Linked DNA regions of Homo sapiens: region 1 is linked to region 2. Evidence: read pairs that join two places in POLR2A ChIA-PET (ENCODE). Cell type or tissue: PC-9. All regions are shown on one strand. Links, peaks and the distances in the headings refer to the core of each region. The heading gives the core; the rest is flanking DNA. Region 1 holds the start of MIR10522 (microRNA 10522). Region 2 overlaps MYO10 (myosin X).

Evidence for each region. ChIA-PET counts read pairs that join two places held together with the same protein. Peaks named below come from ENCODE experiments on the same cell type or tissue, not always from the same donor. Only the 100,000 strongest peaks of a DNase experiment are listed, where the experiment ranks them.
Region 1: POLR2A ChIA-PET joins it to region 2 with 23 read pairs; 2 of 35 experiments call an interaction of 5 or more read pairs at or near these places.

The regions. Positions count from the first base shown.
Region 1 is chr5:17,148,830-17,156,907 of GRCh38, forward strand. All of the region lies in intron 2 of BASP1-AS1 (BASP1 antisense RNA 1), which reads right to left. MIR10522 (microRNA 10522) reads right to left here and starts at 7,163; the gene lies at 7,101-7,163. RefSeq lists an enhancer at 2,254-3,221. In PC-9, for the core only: no CTCF peak of the experiment used is centred there; a DNase peak (open chromatin) is centred at 5,952.
Region 2 is chr5:16,909,709-16,921,563 of GRCh38, forward strand. The region is part of intron 1 of MYO10 (myosin X); the gene reads right to left. Among named protein-coding and RNA genes, the nearest start is that of MYO10, 21 kb to the right of the region's middle. In PC-9, for the core only: no CTCF peak of the experiment used is centred there; DNase peaks (open chromatin) are centred at 6,953 and 9,363; H3K27ac peaks cover 2,071 bases.

The DNA of each region.
Region 1 (8,078 bases), core at 3,079-8,078, 240 kb after region 2:
AGTCATGTGCTGCATAATGACATTTTGGTCAATAGTGGGCCTCATATATCATGGTGTTCCTGTAAGATTATAATATCATATATTTACATTATCTATGCTTTGATATGTTTGATATACAAAAATTTACCATTGTGTTACAGTTCCCTATAGTCTTCAGTACAGTAACCTGTTGTACAGGTTTGTAGCCTAGGAGAAATAGGCTCTACCATGTAGCTTAGGTGTGTAGTAGGCTATAGCGTCTGGGTTTGTGTGAGTACACTCTCTGATGTTAACACAGTGATGAAATAGCCTAACAATGCATTTCTCCAAATGTATCCTCATCATTAAGCAAAACAACTGTTTCTTTTTTCTTTTTCTTTTTTTTTTTTTTGAGACAGGGTCTTGCTCTGTCACCCAGCCTGGAGTGCAGTTGTGCAATCTTGGCTCACTGCAACCTCTGTCTCCAAGGTTCAAGCAATTCTCCTGCCTCAGCCTCCCAAGTAGTTGGGACTATAGGCGCACGCCACCATGCCCGGCTAATTTTTGTATTTTTAGTAGTGACGGGGTTTCACCATGTTGTCCAGGCTGGTCTCGAACTTCTAGCTTCAAGTGATCCACCTCAGCCTCCCAAAGTGTTGGGATTACAGGCGTGAGTCACTCTACCTGACCCATGACTGTATTTCTAAGCGTACAGTTCAGTGGTATTAAGTATGCTTGCATTGTTGTTTTTTTTTTTGAGATATAAAAGTCATAATAATATATTGAAGTATTTAATAAGCTTCTCAGTGAAGGAACTTGTTAAAACTTACTCTTTACCAAACTTCTGCGGTCATGGAGCCTTTGGGCAATAGCTCTTAACGCTGCTGAACATAACTTGAACATAATGCTCGTATGGAAACCCTTTTTTATCTTGCTCAGTAATAAAAGTATTGGACAATATTTTCCATTAAGCAAGTTTCTGCTTTCTGGAAGTATCTATAGACCTTCCCTAATTCACTTCAAGAGCTGAGAGAGAGACATGTATCTGATATCCAGAAGTTTAACTAAGAATATGTTTTTCCCTTAGTACAAAGGTGTTACAAGTGATGGTTAGAGTTACCAGAGTTGTATATGGGTTGAATAGGCTTTTATGCTTTGGCCTAGGAAGCTTCTCTCTGCAAAATTATCAGCTGCTTAGGAAGAACAGCTGGTACCTCTGGGGTCTGAATAGTGATTGGGACACAGTGGGCATTCAAGATATTTTTACTGAGCTGAACTAATGTTTATTTTTACTATTGCTTCCATTGAGGTAGTGAATTTTTTGTTTGTTTGTTTTTACTTTATTTTAATTTTTTGAGACAGGGTCTTGCTCTGTTGCTTAGGCTGGAATGCAGTGATGCGATCATAGCTCACTGCAGCCTCAATCTCCCGGGCTCAGGCCATCTTCTCGTACCAGCCTCCTGATTAGCTGGGACTACAAGTATACACCCTCACGCCTGGCTAATTTTTTATTTTTAGTAGAGACGAGGTCTTATTATGTTACTCAGGCTGGTCTGGAACTCCTGAGCTCAAGTGATCCTCCTACCTCGGCCTCCCAAAGTGCTGGGATTATAGGCCTGAGCTATTGTGCATGGCCAGTAATTAATTATGAATTATATATATGATACGCTTAGTTTAAAAACTGGAGACTACTTGTATTTATATTTGAAAGTTGTTTGTGATTAAAAAATTTTAAGGGTGGAATTTATAGTTTAAACCATCTTTTAAAATTTCCCACCAAAATAGCTTTCTTTGTGATGATAGTTCTATTTCTGAGAAAGAGCAGGCACAACTGCCGAATTCCAGATGTCAGAACATGGCATGGGCTCCAAAAATGGCAGCCAGGGCTACCATATGAGTTGGCAGTTCTCACAGAGAAGTCCTTGGAGAAGTTAAAAGTGGATGTAGATGAAGAGAACGTTGTGTATTCCAGCTAACATCAGAATGGAAGCCAGAATCTACGTCACCCAAATCCTGGGCTGATGAGCTCTTGTTATACTTTATCTTGGTATTCTTCAGAATATGTCTTCCCTGGAGAAAACATAAGGTGAGGATTCAATTCCAAGGTCAAATGAGTTAGCACAAGCTCTTTTCCCTTCCTCCTTCAATACCTAGTAAATTGGTATTATATTTTCTTTTCTTTTTTCTTTTCTTTTTTTTTAGAGACGGAGTCTTGCCCTGTTGCCCAGGCTGGAGTGCAGTGGTGCGATCTCGGCTTACTGCAACTCCTGGGTTCAAGCGACTTTCCTACCTCAGCTTCCCAAGTAGCTGGGATTGCAGGTGTGCACTACCACACCCAGCTAATTTTTGCATTTTTAGTAGAGACAGTGTTTCTCCATGTTTTCCAGGCTGGTCTCGAACTCCTGGCCTCAAGTGATCCACCTGCCTCGACCTCCCAAAGTGCTGGGATTACAGGCGTGAGCCACCGTGTCCGGCATATACATACATATATATATATATTGGAGCCAGGGTTTTACTCTGTCACCCAGGCTGGAGTGTGGTGGTGTGATCATAGTTCACGGCAGCCTCGAACTCCTGGGCTCAGGTAATCCTCCCACCTCAGCCTACCGGAGCAGCTGGGACTACAAACATGTGCCATCAGACCTGGCTAATTTTTTGTAAAGATGGGGTTTTGCCATGTTGTGCAGGCTGGTCTCGAACTCCTGGGTTCAAGCAATCCTCCTGCCTCGGCCTCCCGAAGTGTTTGGATTACAGGCGTGAGCCACTGCACCCGGCCTGTATGGTATTTTTTATAAACCAATGTTGCAGCGTCAGATCAGGTTTCCTGAAATTATCCTTGTTTGGAAGCGACACCATTTGTAGCTCCTCAGAGCTCTGTGATGATGGAAAAAAGGATGTTTCTTGGGGAGAGTTTTGGGGATTTACATCATAAAGGAGAAGAGAAGGAGCAGGATGAAGTAAGGGAGAGACGTTGAGCTGTGGCACAGTCTTAATAAAGGTCTCAGCCAGGACCTCAGGAGCTCTGAAGGCGGGATGGTCTTGCAAAGCTGACTCACTGTGGCCTCGGACCCCCACGGAGGTCAGCCATGGAATGCAGGCATCTGGAGATGGGTCTGTGACTTTCAGTGAAGAGGCTCCTTTCAATCCTTGTAGGGGATGGACTAGGAAGCTTTCATTCCTGAGGGGGAATCTGCAGAGCAGTGCAGCGCCGTCTTCCCAGGACGCTTGGTTGTTTCTGGGCAGGAGAGTATTAGTTCAAACTGTTCTACGCTGACTTCTGTGATGCCTCAAAGAGCACAAAGTGAACCCAATTCAGAAGTTGCTACGTAGCAGATTCCTTTTCAGAATGAACACTGCACAGATAATAACAATCCTTTTAATGTCCACCTGCTGGAGGCTAATTCAGTTTACTTTGATGAGGGGGGAGGGGAGGAGAGGGAGGAAGAGGATGAGGAGAATGAAGAGAGAGAGATTTTGATAGAAACAAGAGGCCTGGACTTTAAAAAAGGCAGTGCTGCCAGACTATGGGCATTGATGATTACTTTGTATATTTTCACACAACTGTAAGCTGTGCATCAGTTGTTTTAAGTTTAAGTATTGCATAATGTAAGTATAAAGTTGGCCCCTGTTTGGGGAGAGTCCTTGGAGCCCTTAACGCCAGAGACAGCCTGGAATAGTGGTCCATGGCCGCCTGGCCTCCAGAGCAACTGCCCCGCTCAATTTCCCCAATTCCATGACACCTGGGCTGCGTGGCTGTGCGTGTTGGGTTCTCAGCGTCATGCCAGAAGCTGCATCAGAAGCGGGTTGGAACTTTTCACTCTGAGGCACTGCTCAAGATGCACAATCCCTGGTTGCTGTTTCTCCCCCTAACTCATCCCCTTTACTACGTTGTCCTGTTTGGTTCATCTAGAGCCTCCTGTCCTTTTTATTGGAAAGTCTTTCCCTATATCTCCAACCCACTGTAGACTGGTCAGTTGTCCTCCCATAGGGACAGTTTATTTTTAAAAACTTAGAACCATTCCAATGGGGGCAGCTGTTTCTCCGGCATATCCTAAATCTGGAAGGAGGAGTCAACATTGACCTTGGTCCCCCTTCCGGTGCCTAGACATTACTTTACATCCCTTGTGTAAAATCCTCTTTGTTTTGGGTCATGTCATCTGCCTCATCTACCCAGCACCCCTGTGGAACCACCTCGTTGGTTCACGGTCTCTTTCTCTAGGTCACCACCTATGACATCTGGGGTCAATTTGACGTCCATGTGGACAGTCCCAAACACAGCAGCCTCTAATGCTGTTTTATTTTAGAATCAATAACATTTACCAGCCGGGCGTGGTGGCTCACGCCTGTAATCCCAGCACTTTGGGAGTCTGAGGCGGGTGGATCACAAGGTCAGGAGATCGAGACCATCCTGGCTAACATGGTGAAACCCCGTCTCTACTGAAAATACAAAAAAAATTAGCCAGGCGTGGTGACAGGCGCCTGTAGTCCCAGCTACTCAGGAGGCTGAGGCAAGAGAATGGCGTGAACCCGGGAGGCGGAGCTTTCAGTGAGCCGAGGTCATGCCACTGCACTCCAGCCTGGGCGACAGAGCTAGACTCCATCTCAGAAAAAAAAAAAAAAAAAAAAAAAAGAACCAATAACATTTCTCTCCCCTGCACTTAAGCATCCTGAACTCTTTTTAATACTCTTTTTAGCTTCAACAGATTCACCTCTGAAAACTTCAGCAGCAACCACCTACTGTCTTGGCTGGAGTTCCCCAAAAAACAGACCCTGAAGAAGGACTCCCATACAAGTCGTTTCTATGGGAGCTAATCCCAGTGTTGGGGTGGAGGACTGAGACAAGGAAGGGAAAGAAGCTAATAAAAGAGTCCAATGGCAAGCAAGTGCTCACCATGGGCAACTGGAACCATCCCCACTGGGGAACTCTGGGAGGCAGCAAGAACATCCCACCGGGGGAAGGCCAAGGAGCTGCATTAGACAGTCACTGATTCCTGACGAGTGTTGGCTGGGGGTTGCTTCTAGGGGGAATCTGGTGCCCAGCACTTCTGGCCTGGAAGGGAGTTGAGACAAAAGGAGGTGGCCGGGCATGGTAGCTCATGCCTGTAATCCCAGCACTTTGGGAGGCCGAGGCAGGCGGATCGCCTGAGGTCAGGAGTTCAAGACCAGCCTGGCTGACATAGTGAAACCCTATTTCTACTAAAAATACAAAAATTAGCTGGGCTCGGTGGCAGACACCTGTAATCCCAGCTACTTGGGAGGCTGAGGCAGGAGAATCGCTTGAACCTGGGAGGCAGAGGTTGCAGTGAGCCGAGATCGTGCCACTGCACTCCAGCCTGGGCAACAAGACCGACATTTTATCTCAAAAAAAAAAAAAAAAACCAAAAACCAAAAAACCTCAACTCCCACCCTCCGGCAAAAAGCAGGTGACAGTCTGGCCAGAGTAGAGGGCATAGAAGTAGAGGCTGCCATGCAGATATCAGGCTACATTGACAGCATCCACTTCACCTGTCAATTCAGCTTTCTTAACCTGCCTTCCCCTAAACATGCTTTTTGTCTTTATCGTGGTCTCTAATCCCTTGACTTATCTATTTGCAGCTAATTATCAGCCTCCTGGGGACAATTCCTTCCATATGGAGCCTGGCTCTCAGAGACAATTAGCACCTCTTCCTCTCAGGCTACTCAACTTCATTGTCTCCTTGTGTTTTTTATTTTTTCCTTTTTTTTTTTAACCACAACTTGGTGTTTCCCAGCTAAATTCAGACTATGATAACTAGAAAGAATTGCCCACCCAGGCAAACTGGTGCCACCGAAAATTAATGGAAATCTCTCTCCTCGGTTTATTTATTTATTTTGCATTCTTTTTGGTCAGGTCTTCCTTTAGTAACTCTCAGCTACAAGTCTGAACTTTTGCTCCTTCCTCAAATCACCTTCCTGATTTTACTGCTTTTATTCATAGTCAATGACTCAGTCATTCTGGATCTAGATAGAATTGTCTACACTCACTGTCTCATTCTTCAGCTTGACTCAGCATGACTTCTGGCTCCATTACTCTTCCACGTCAATCCAATGGACTTTTCTACTCTCACCTTTCTTCTTAGCAACATTCTTGAACATGTCCTCTTTCTGGAACTTTCTTGCCCCCATTTTCTGACCGTAAAGCTATCTTAGTTTTCTTCTGAACTTCCTGGTCATTTCTTCTTTCCTTTTGCAGTTTCATCATCTTCTATCTAGCCACTGATTCTTTGAGCTCCTCAAGAGTCTGTCTTGGCACCTCTCCTTTCCTCCATGTTCTGTCCATAAACAATCTTATCCTATCTATGCCTACTCTTCATATCAATAATTTGGGCTTCTCCTTTGAGATCTAGTCTTACCTGGCCAACAGTCTACTTGATATCCACTCTTGAATGTCCCAAAGGCACATTAAAATCAATATATCTAGAAGTAAATGCATGATCTTCCTTCGAAATCCAGGCTGCTTCCAGTGTACTTCATCCTGGTAATCTACCCAATTTGGGGCAGATCCTAAATGTAGGGGGCCAGCCTCAATATTCCTTCACCTTACCCTTACTGAATTTCAATAATATCTTTCTAAATATCTTTTAAAGTTATCTTCTTTTTCAATTCTCACCACTGTCACCTTTTTTGAGCTATAGTCATCTCTTTCCAGGGTTACCAAAGTAGCCTCACTAGCTTATTTTGTCCCCTCTGGATTCCTCTGGTCCATTCTCCAGGCTGCGGCTAAAGTCAACTTTTGAAAATGTATAAAATACAAATGTGATCATGTGAGCTCAGCCACCTATGCTTTTTAAAACTCATCAATGACTTCCTAGCGCTTTACTATTAAGATGAGCTTTTATGGGATGTCCTGTAAGATCCTACCTTGTCTGGTTCTACTAATGTCTCCAGGTTCGTCTTTTGTCATGCTCCACCTCACTCTTTTGCTCCGGTCACACTGACTATCTTTTGATCCAAGGACTTCCAGTACTCCCTGCTTCCACAGGGCCGTTGCATATGCCAAGCCTTCTTCCCGTCTTTCTCTTCTCATTGACTCTAACTTGTGAATTGAAATTATGCCACTTCATCAATGACAAGTTCTCCTTGTGCCAATAAGGGTTTGACTTGTGCTGAAAAAGAGTTTATAGTGAGGGGAATTGACCTATTCAGAGAGGAAGGCTTTGCTGACACCTGAGTAGGCCAATTCTTCTTACTATAAACTCTTATTGAACCATGTAATTTGACGTAGCATCTATCACAGTTGCAATTTTGCATTTACTTGTATGGGCATTTGATTAACACCTGCCACACTCCCAGCTTTTAAGTTCCAGGAGGACAAGGATGGTGGCTGTTGTGCCAGGGTATTTTGTAGGTGCTCATAGAATAGTGACCAAAAGAGTGACTTAATGAATCAATTATTTATTTTCTATTTTTTAGAGAAAAAAAGTTCCTAGGTGTGAATGCCTTCTTTTTCTAACCTAGACTTGCAGTTTCAGGGATCCGAGTGAAGACTACGATCTTTTTTTTTTTTTTTTTTTTTTTTTGACAGGGTCTCACTCTGTCACACAGGCTGGAGTGGAGGGGCATAATTGCAGCTCACTGCAGCCTCGGTGTGCTGGGTTAGCTCACTGCAGCCTCGGTGTGCTGGGTTCAAGCAATCTTCCCATCTCAGCTCCCTGAGTAGCTGGGACTACAGGTGCATACCACCACACCCGGCTAACTTTTGTATTTTTGTAGAGACAGGGTTTTGCCATGTTACCTAAGTTGGTCTTGAACTCCTGGGCTCAAACAATCAACCTGCCTAAGCCTCCCAAAGTGCGGGGATTACAGGCATGAGTCGCTGCATCCAGCCCAACTATGCTCTTAACCATATCCCCTCCCTGATCTCACTCTGATGATTACATCTGTCTCATATTTCAGTCTCTCGCTCTTGCCTTACTCCTTTCTTGCATCCATTAATATTTCAGGTTTCATTAGAAAAATACCTTCCTCAACTTTACATCTTGTCATTTTTCCTGTACAAGTGCCCCAGAATAAGTAGCTCATAGTAACTATTTCCTTTTTTCATTTTCATTGTGCTCTTAGCTACTCTTGTGACTCTTACCTTAAGAACAAATCTTGCTCTT
Region 2 (11,855 bases), core at 6,599-11,598:
GCCCTACCAAGTCGCATGTTGACATCTGATCCCCAGTGATGGAGGCGGGCCTGGTGGGAAGTGTTCATGATCGTGGGGGCAGATCCCTCATGAATAGCTTGCAGGAACTCATTCTTACAGGGAAGAGTGAATTCTCACTCTTAGTTCCTATGAGAACTGGTTGTTGAAAAGAGCCTGGCACTCTCCCCTCTCTATTGCTTCCTCTCTCACCGTGTGATCTGCATACGGAGACTCCTCTTTGGCTTTTGCTCTGAGTGGAAGCTTCCTGAGGCCTCACCAGAAGCAGATACTGGTGCCATGCTTCTTATACAGCCGCAGAACCATGAGCCAAATAAACTTCTTTTTCTTATAAATTACTCAGCCTCAGGTATTCCTTTATAGCAACAAAAATGGACTAAGATAACAGGTATGGGTTTTATTTAGGGGTATTGAAATTGTTCTGAAACTAGAGGTGATAGTTTCACAACAATGTAGATGCACTGGCTGCTACTGAATTGTACATTTAGAAAAGGTTAATTTTGTTATATGAATCTCACCTTAAAAAATAAAATTTTTAAAAATCAGAGCTGAAAATCCTGAAACAATCCAGTTTGTCTTTGTTTTTGTTTCTTTTTTCCCTGTTTACATCCAGGAAATTTGAGTTGAGTCCAGAAAGACTGACTTGCCCAAGTTTGCACAGCTGACAAATGACCAGGTCAGAGATCCACCCAGGTCTTCTGCCCTTTATTCCATAGTGTGACATCTATAAAATGGGAATCATAATTTGTTCTTCATAGAGTTGGAAGGACCACGTGAAAATGATGTGAAAATACCTATAACAATGTCCTACACTAAAGGGGCTCTCAGATATTTTATTATAATTAGTAAAAACTAGTAATAGAAACTAAACTACCTAATGCTTTTTCAGTGCTCACTAGGCATCCATCACTCCTCTAAGCATTTTTAATGCATTCACCATTTCATTCCCTAGCGACCCTGCGGGATGGGTACAGTTAAGATTAAACCCATATTACAAAAGGGAGCCTGAGGCACAGCATGGGGGTGTGGCTTCCCCAAGGTCATATCCCCAGCAAGCATCAGAGCAGTGTTCAAACCCAGATACTGTGTTTCTAGAACCTTCCCATTTATGCTACACTCTGTCTGAGGTAGTCTATGGGGAAAGGGACTCAGTCATTAAACAAATGCCAGGTTTTATGAACAAGTATCTTAGTATGACATCTAGTCCTCCAAACCTCACAGCTCTTAAATAAAAAAAAAGACATTAAGTAAACGTTTAAAATAGAAAAATAAAAGCTTTTCTCCCCTTCAAGAGACAAGATTATCCAATTTCTACCCCTGCATGATCCATAAAGAATGGGCCAGGCCAAGAGGATCACTTGAGGCCAGGAGTGTGAGACCAGCCTGGGCAACATGGCAATACTCCATCTCTAAAACAAAATTTAACTTAATTTAAAAAGACTAACAGAGATCTATGAGGATCCATTCAGAAAATACATAAATCTAACCTAGATACCACCCTCTCAAAACTACTTCACAATAAATATTTTTTGGAAGCAAGCTAAAACTAACCTAAACCAACCCAAAGGAAAACATAAGCCATTCCATTCCCTTCCTTTGCTCCAAAGTTACACAGCAGCACTTCTTCACCATCTAAAACAAACTTGTCCAACCTGCAGCCAAGGACGGCTTTGAATGCAGCCCAACACAAATTTGTACATTTTCTTAAAACATTATGAGATTTCTGCTGGGCACTGGGCTCACACCTCTAATCCCAGCACCTCGGGAGGCTGAGGCGGGGGGATCCCTTGAGCTCAGGAGTTCAAGACTAGGCTGGCCAACATGCTGAAACCTCGTCTCTACAAAAAATACAAAAATTAGCTGGGTATTGTGGTGCACGCCTGTAGTCCCAGCTACTTGGGTAACTGAGGCAGGAGGATCGCTTGAACCTGGGAAATCAAGGTTGCAGTATGCCGAGATCGCACCACTGCACTCCATCCTGGGTAACTGAGTGAGATCCTGTCTTAGACCAACAACAACAACAAAAATTGGCCAGCCGCGGTGGCTCATGCCTGTAATCCCAGCAGTTTAGGAGGCCGAGGTGGGTGGATCACCTGAGGTCAGGAGTTCGAGACCAGCCTGGCCAACATGGTGAAACCCCATCTCTACTAAAAATACAAAAATTAGCCGGGTGTGGTGGTGGGCACCTGTAATCCCAGCTACTTGGGAGGCTGAGGCAGAATTGCTTTAACCTGGGAGGCGGAGGTTGCAGTGAGCCAAGATCATGCCATTGCACTTCAGCCTGGGCAACAAGAACGAAATTCCGTCTCCAAAAAAAAAAATTAGGTTGTTTGTTTGTTTGTTTGTTTTTAAGCTCATCAGTCGTCTTATTGTTAGTGTTAGTATATTTTATGTGTGGCTCAAGACAACTCTTCTTCCAATGTGGCCCAGGGAAGCCAAAAGATTGGACACCCTGATCTAAAGACTTTAAGCCACAGCCAAGTTTTGTTCGGCCCACTAGGTAAAAACCAAAACATTTTATGTTACTTGTCAACATTTTGCAAATTGCAACATTTCACAGAAATCTAGGTTTCTGATCTCTCTTTAACAACTAGAAGGCCTGGCAACACTGAGCCCTAATTCTTCCAGGTCAGTGAGCTCCGGTGAGCCACAGTCCCCACCACTCCCTATGGCACACGACCTAACTCAGTGCACGCACTTTCCTTACCTGAGGCCCCATATTTGTAGCCTTTGTACACCGTGCCTTACATAGTCTGGGTCTCAATACTGGTTTTGAAAAATGCATTATTTGGTACATAATGCCTCCATTCAGGGTAAGCTTTGGAAGGGAAGTTTCAGTTATTTAATGGGCTTGTCAAGCAGTGATTTTAATTAAACCTGGCTCTAATCAAAAGAAAAATGAGTATGTTTTTAGGCCAGCGTTGGATATAATATATTGAATCATACCTTAATTCTGACCAAATGGCAGACTAAAACCCTTTTAAACAGTCTGTATTTCAGCCACCCAAGTGGGTTGAGTATTCTGTTTATAGCTGCCAAGGGTACAACTTCCAGACTTCCTTCACCTACCACCCTGCACACACACACACACACACACACACACACACACACACACACACACACCATGGTACCTCCAAGATTGAATTTCAGCCTCCAGCAAGTCAGGCTTTTTCTCTTAGTTTGGGATGATTCCTAAGCTACAGGCATGCTTTCTGGCCACCTGCCAATTGAACACCAGAACGCAAGGATATTGTTTATTCCCAAAAAAAAAAAAAAAGCCAATTCTATCTTCCCTTTGGTTTTAGTAAAGTTCACCAAAAAAGGAGCTTACATTTCTCTCAGTGCCTCCCTTCTTTTGTGACTGACATCAAACACAAAAATAAACCATTTCTTTCTCCCCAGTTATAAAACAAACTCTTTTCTCACTTCCAAGATTAGGTTATAGAGGAAAAAAAAATCATGCTTGGCATTTAAAGGTGCTAAAAACTCAAAGACAAAGATACAAGCCACTGCCAAAATTCTCTTAACACTCCTGTCAGGTCATTTTAAAAAATCAAATCTTGAGTAATAGTCAAGTCTCCTCTAGCAATAAAGCACAGAGATGCATAGTTGGTAATGCTAGAAGGAATCCAAGCCTTTAGGGTATGAATTGCATATGAACATTTCAAACTACAATCTTCTGCTTCTCCTTGTATATACGTGTATGGCTGTCTAAAGCTCAAGACTGAATGATTAATTTTGGTTTTCACCCTGGTATCGCAGAATTTCCTTCTTCTCAAGTTTGTGAATGAAGTCACTTTTGCAAAACTGCATCTGCCACTGTGGAGGTGGCCAGTGCCCAGAGTGCCAGGGAAGGCTGGCAGTGGAAGACAGGCTACTGACCTGCCTGCTTACAGAAACACAGCCAACCCCAGGCAGTGGACAAAGCAAGCGTAGGTGTGCAATGTGGGGTTTGGGTGTGGCTAGGAGCCTGCAACATCTTGAGTCAGAACAAGAGAGACAAGTGAGAACCAGGATACGTAAGTATGAGCTGAAGTTCAGAAATAAGGCCAGCAAAATTCTGAGCTCCAAGAACAACAGGCCAGGCAAAGACTAGACCACCATGTGGCAAGAGAGGGAGGAGGTTAGGATACAGTTGCTCGAGACAAAAAGACAAGAAGGAGAGGGAGCCAAGAGGCACCAGGAGGAGGAATGACCTGGATCACGTGGGATACTACACTCAGCCCCTTTTATGGGATTTCAGTTAAGACAAGAAACAATACAACACAGCTAACCTGGGCTCCTCCCTGGAAACACACCTGAAGATACCAACTTCAGTGGTGGGGCAGGAAAAGCAAAGGAACATGAGCAAGTCTGTCCGATCCTGACCAAATGATAAAGACCTTAATGTTCCAGCATGGTACTGCAAGCTGGGCCAAGGGTTCAAGGTGGCATTTCTTCCTACAGTACCTACGGGAAGCTGGGTAGAGACCAGGGTGTTTTATAGGAAGTGCGGGCGGCTTGGCTGAGTGCCCACTGCCAGAGCCAGCTCTGCCGATCCCAACAGCTGGCCATGCCGCCTTCCTTCGCTGCCATTCCACATGATTCCTGCCTGTGACAAACTTCCCAAGGACCTTCAGGAGCTTCTGCTGGAATACACTAAGAAGCCTGCAAGCCCATTCTTATAAGAACCTAACATGCGTTATCAGTATCAGATAGCGGTCAGCAGAACAGATCAATATGCCCCATGACCTCACTGGGATCAGTGATATCTGACAGAACCTACGTGGCCCACCTATGCCACTGTTAATTCTGCAGACCTGTTCTTTCTGCTGAGTCTACTACTTTTGTTTTGCCTATTTGTAAATACTAATTTTTCTAGCCCCAGATATGTCTTTCCTACATTTAAGGGAGTCCTAGACAAAACATGCCTTCCACTGGGTACCCCAGACATGAAAATAACCTTGAGATTTAATCACTGCCTAGTATGGGATCGTATCGCACTAGAAAAAGTCCAAATATTTTATAAGGTCACTGCCAGTCCTTGGAACCGGCAAGCCACCTGGCCGTGAGAGCAGTGATAAGCTCTTGAGACATCAACTTGTAAGAGAAGAAATGAACACACAAGCTCTGGGGGAGCCAAGAAACTTGGGATCCCATCTGGCTGTGGGACTTTGCAAGGGTGGAACTTTCGCAGCTGATTAGAAATTAATATTGTAATATACATACATCACAAGATTAAAAGTATAACCTTAAATAAACGGAAATTTCCCAGAAATGCCAAAGTCACCAGCAGCAAAGAAAAAGGCTCTGGATTCATGAACAAGCTCTTCAAAGCTGGGCAAGGGACTTACATCTTGGGGTGAAGATTCTGTCTACAAAATGAAGAGGTGAGAATAGATGATCGCTAATGGCCAACTGCAAAATAATATTGATCACACAAATAAAATCCAACAACCAGGCCCTTTACACTGAACTAAGGTATATAGTGCAAGACAAAAAGAGTACTTTCTGAAGTCAGAGTCCCACCAGGGAACACAACTGGGTTCCAAGCCATAGGTAGTTCATCTCTACATGAGATTAACAACAGTTCCTAAGATGCAGAGGATTCAATGAGATCCAGGATATCTGTATATAAATGGCTCAGCACAGCAAATGGCACCAAATAAGTTCCTCACAGATGTCCTCTATGATTATCGTTATTTTTAAGGGTTTATAGATAAATCTGAGGGACCCTCCAAGGTGCATCAGTCAATCAGTCGTACTTCCTTGGTGTCCTCCGCATCCCCCTCCACAGCATCATGGTCTCAGTAATGGCAGGGGATGGGAACCCTCCTAGCTACCAGTACAACCACAGCAATGGCAGGCCAATCAGAGGTCAAGTGGCAGAGGTGAAGGCACGCTGAATTCCATCAACAGTGGTCTTCAACAAGCAGTCATCTCTGATGCAAAGAAATCACTCACCATTGGCTGGGCGCAGTGGCTCACGCCTACAATCCCAGCACTTTGGTAGGCCAAGGCGGGCGGATCACCTAAGGTCAGGAGTTCGAGACCAGCCTGGCCAACATGGCAAAACCCAGTCTCCAATAAAAATATAAAAAATTAGCCGGGTGTGGTGGCATGCACCTGTAGTCCCAGCTACTCAGGAGGCTGAGGCACGAGAATTGCTTGAACCCAGGAGGCAGAGGTTGCAGTGAGCTGAAATTGCGCCACTGCACTCCAGCCTGGGCGACAGAGCGAGACTCTACGTCAAAAAGAAAAAAAAAAAAAAAATCACTCACCATACATTTCTTATCCTGAATCTGAATTAACAGAGCTGGTGAGTAAATATTCAAAGCATGTCGCTTACCAGTTGAATCGCTTGGTCCCGAGTGTTAAGCCTCAGCCTTGGTAAAGATGTCATCGCTGAAGTCTCATTACCGACCCATCAAGCCCAGATTTCCACCATGAACCATCTCCAGAGACCTTCGTTCCGCCACGTCAGGGTCAGCTAATGCTCAGCAAATTATCCACTTAGTAAATTCATTTCACCGTCAACAGATAGTGGTGCAGACTCGTGTTCTAACAAATTAAATATCCCATTCGGAGTTCTGAGGAGTCTTTTTAAGTTATTCCCAATCAATAAGAAAAGCACACATGACACTAAAGCTCCTCTAGAAAGATGGCTCATTTCTCTTCCAATGTCAAAAAGCCATGAAGTAAAAAAAAAAAAAAAAAAAAAAATCAGATTACATTAAATTACTTGCTTTTTTTCTCCTCTTGCTAGGAAGGGAAAAGAGGAGAGGAGAAGCATGGAAAGAACTCACTCCTAAATCACAGATTAAATCCAGGAAGTTTAAGATGATCCAATTTCATTTCCCTCCTGCCTGAAGATTTGATGAGAGCAGCAAGGGTGTGAACCTATAAGCAGCCTTCCATTTATTTTCAGCAAATAAAAAAGTTTTGCCTGCTGATTCAACTGCCCTCACCAAGCTTTTAGAGTGATTCATCACTGTGGCTGGCAAGAAAACAATAGGCTTGATGAAAATTAAGAAGAAAAACCACACACTTACTCATCAAAATTGGGAGAAACGGAAAAGAAAAAAGATATGAATTCACTGGTAAAGGTTCACGTACCCCATTCAAAGAGGCTGCCTCTTGCATTATCAGGGTTGGTAACAAAAATGTTGGTAATTAACTAAAATAATTAGATGACACGAAGAGGTCCAAAGAATATAGTGTAGATTGCTAACGTCAGCCCCTTCAATCTTTCTTTCATCTCAGAAATATACAAATCAGGTCCGTATTGTCTGTTCCTTCGCTTCTTAGGATCAGTGGAAACTCAAAGTTGAGAAGGCCTAGAAATAAAAATGGCTTAATATCCCAACTATTAACCAATGCTGCAGAAATCAATGTTGGAATAAATAAAACAAACATATAACTATAGATCTAGATATTTAATATAACCAAGTTGTACTAAATATAATGCCGGTATTAAAATTAATAAAAATCAGATTAATGCATCATTCACACACACCCCGAAGAGTACACTATGGAAATTACTTTAGGAATAATGATTTTATTTAGAAAATGCAGCATATTAAAATAAAATACAAGAGGGAAGATTCTTGTAAGTCAATCTTTTATATCAGGTTTTCTTACCCTTAACACTATTGACCTATTAGACTGGATCAATCTTCATTGTGGGGGCTGCCCTCTGCAATTGAGGATGTTTAGCAGCATCCTCAGCTTCTACCCACTAGACACCAGTAGTCACCTCCCATCAGTGTTAACAACCAGAAATGTCTCCTGATACTTCTAAATATCCCCGGTGAGGCAAAAGTGCCTCCAGTTGAGAACTACCATTCTATGCAAACCAGTAACTCTAGCAGGACATGGTGGGTCATGCCTGTATTCCCAGCACTTTGGGAGGCTGAGAGGGGAGGAGAGGATCACTGGAACCCAGAAGCTCAAGACCAGCCAGGGCAACACAGGGAGACCCATCTCTACAAAAAAAAAAAGGAAAAAAAAAAGAAAAAATCAGATGGGCATGGTGGCACACATCTGTAGTCCCAGCTACTCAAAAGGCCGAACGGGGGAGAATCTCTTGAGCCCAGGAGGTCCGGGGTATAGTGAGCTGTGATTGCATCACTGCACTCCGGCCTAGGCAAAAAAGCAAGACCCTGGGTCCAAAAAAAAAGTAATTCTAACCTATGTATCCATCCCTTGATAACTTCCAGGCTACATACTTTACAACAAAGAATATTTCTGCTGATCTAACCATGCTAGCCACTTTCTTTTTAAACTACAGAATACGTATTCCATAGGAATAAAAAATATTAGCAGCTGCCAAGTAGCACCACCTTAACTAAATCACAGCCTTCAAAAGCTGGTTTAAATGTAAACCATCCATTACCTTTTAAAGTCTCACACTACTAGGAGAGTCAATTTCCAAAATAGTTTCTTAAAATTGTTATCATTAAACTTGAAAGAAACAGTTTCAAGTTTAATGGGTAAGGAAGATGTGAAGAGTCCAAAAGCCCAAAGCTGTGACTAGACAGCTGCGTGTCACTTCCATCTACAAGGCAGATAGAAGCATCAGCTCAGCAGCTCAGCAGATTACAAGCAAGATTTACAAACTGCATATGGATTCCAAAGCAAATACACTTTCCCTCAATATTGCTTCATGGAAGCTAGAGTTTACCAGAAATAGACGAAACTCCAAAAAAATAACTGATGAAATTCAGTGTGGCCTTGGCATTCCACACGGATGCTCCCTGGAAACACAAAATTTCACTGAAACTATTTTTCTTTTCTTTTTTTTTTTTTTTTTTTGAGACAGAGTTTCGCTCTTGTTGCCCAGACTGGAATGTAATGGCACAATCTCAGCTCACTGCAAACTCCGCCTCCTGGGTTCAAGCGATTCTCCTGCCTCAGCCTCCCGAATATGGGATCACAGGCATGCACCATCACGCCTGGCTAATTTTTGTATTTTAAGTAGAGACAGGGTTTCTCCATGTTGGTCAGGCTGGTCTCAAACTCCCGACCTCAGGTGATCCGCCTGCCTCAGCCTCCCAAAGTACTGGGATTACATGCGTGAGCCACCGCGCCTGGCCCACTGAAAGTATTTTTCGAGCCCTCACTCGGAACAGGGATCACTTACTTACGCCAATCACTCGGGATGAGTGTGCAGTTGCTGTCATCACAAAAAGAAGCAGAAGGTCTATGTTTCTGCTTTTGCTTGGCTATAGGAAAATTTCTATTCCTTGTTCCAGTCACTGGCAGAAATCAGCTAATTCCTTTTGGACTTGTATTACCTGACTGTTCTGCTCTGTATGGAGAAGCAAATATGCATTCCTGAAGATTTCCACACAGTCTCTATTCTTCCGACTTCAAAAGCCTACCAGAACGGCCAGGAGTGATAGCTCACACCTGTAATCCCAGCACTTTGAGAGGCCAAGGCAGGCGGGATCACTTGAGGTCAGGAGTTCAAGACCAGACTGGCCAACATGGTGAAACCCTGTCTCTACTAAAAACACAAAAATTAGCTGGTCGTGGTGGCAGGCGCCTGTAATTCGAGCTATTCAGGAGGCTGAGGCATGAGAATCTCTTGAACCCAGGAGACGGAGGTTGCAGTGAGCAGAGATCATGCCACTGCACTCCAGCCTGGGCAACGGAACAAGACTCCATCTCAAAAACAAAACAAACAAATAAACAAAAATCTACCAGAACAACTGCCTTCCCCTCCAAATGAGTTCATGGAGCTAGAGCTCTCTGGCCTCCTATCCTGGCTCTATCATTTCCCAGCTGTGTGAACTTGAGCAGACTACCTCCCTTCTCTAAGACTCTGTGTTCTCATACATAAAATAAAGATGTAAACAATACAATCACTTAGGACTACCAAGCAGATTAAATGAATTAATACATGTAAAAAGCTCAGCACAGTCCTAGCCCATGGTAAGTGTCCAATAAACCTTCACAAGTTAAATAATGGAATAAATAAACACACAGGCCGGGCGCAGTGGTTCACGCCTGTAATCTCAGCACTTTGGGAGGCCAAGGCAGGTGGATCACCTGAGGTCAGGAGTTTGAGACCAGCCTGGCCAACATGGAGAAACCCTATCTCTACTAAAAACACAAAAATTAGGCCGGGTGTGGTGGCTCACACCTGTAATCCCAGCACTTTGGGTGGCTAAGGTGGGTGGATCACGAGGTCAAGAGATCAAGACCATCCTGGCCAACATGGTGAAACCCCGTCTCTACTAAAAATACAAAAATTATCTGGACATGGTGACACATGCCTGTAGTCCCAGCTACTCGGGAGGCTGAGGCAGGAGAATCACTTGAACCCAGGAGGCGGAGACTGCGGTAAGCTGACATTGTGCCACTGCACTCCAGCCTGGCAACAGAGCGACATTCAGTCTCAAAAAAGAAAAAAAATTAGCTGGGCTTGGTGGCACATGCCTGTAAACCCAGCTGCTTGGGAGTCTGAGGCAGGAGAATCACTTGAACCCGGGAGGCAGAGACTGCAGTGAACCGACATTGCGCCACTGCACTCCAGCCTGAGTGACAGAGCATGACTCCATCTCAAAAAAGCAAATAAGATAAACAAAATAAATAAAAGTGTTCCTGAACAATGCAATATTACTTAATAATAAAAAAGGAACAAAACCGGCACGTGTACCAACATGGATGGGCGGCAAAGGCACTGAGTGAAGAAAGTCCGTCTCAAAAGAATATGTACTGATCGATTCCATTTATACAATACTCTCAAATAACAAAACTATAGAGAAGGAGAAAAAAGAAGTAGGTGCTGGGGGTTAGAGGGAGGGAGGCTGGGGTGCCACCAAAGGTGAGCCCAAGGGACTGTCATGGAACAGTTCTATATTGTGACTGCTGGTGGTTGTACAAGTCTACACATGTGATAACACTGTTCAGAATCACACACACATAAAAAATGCATGTATGCAAAACTGGTGAAACATGAATAAGGCCTGTAGACTGCAGGAATGTCAATTTCCTGATTTTGACACTGTATTTTGTTATGTAAGATGCCACCACCAGGGAATGGCAGGTACACAGAAAGGGCCTCTCTGTACTATTTGGGTGACTTCTGAATCTAGACTTCTTTTTAAAATGGATACCAGAATAGGCCGGGTGCGGTGGCTCACGCCTGTAATCCCAGCACTTTGGGAGGCTGAGGTGGGCGAATCACTTGAAGTCAGGAGTTCCAGACCAGCCTGACCAACATGGTGAAAGCCCATCTCTACTAAAATACAAAAATTAGTTGGGGCGTGGTGGTGGGCGCCTGTAATCCCAGCTACTCGGCAGGCTGAGGCAGGAGAATTGCTTGAACCTGAGAGGTGGAAGTTGCAGTGAGCCAAGATCGCACCACTGCACTCCAGCCTAGGTGACAGAGCGATACTCCATCTCAAAAAATAACATAAGATAAAATAAAATAAAATAAAATAAACGTATACCAGAATAACACCATCCAAGATATATGTGGGAGAAGGCAGCAGATGTAATTTACCTTGACATAACTTGACATGCCCTCAAAGCTTTGCGAGAGAATACGACCTTTTTCCTAGTGGAGAACAACTGTCAGTTTAATTACTCAGTATAATAAATATTTCTCTAACACTCTAGGGAAAGGAACTAAAAAAGCACTTAGGGGGTGAGGGGTCTGAGAACGGGGACCAATGAAAGCCTTAGCGCAGTGGTTCCAGCTGGCCAGGAATATTCTAACTAGGCTGAACAACTGAACACATGACTCAGACAGTAAATAATGATTGTAAATGCCCAAACCTTATGGGGAGAGTTTGGATCCCAAAGAATAAAATTTCCACACTGATAAATGTGTGGTCTCCCACACATTT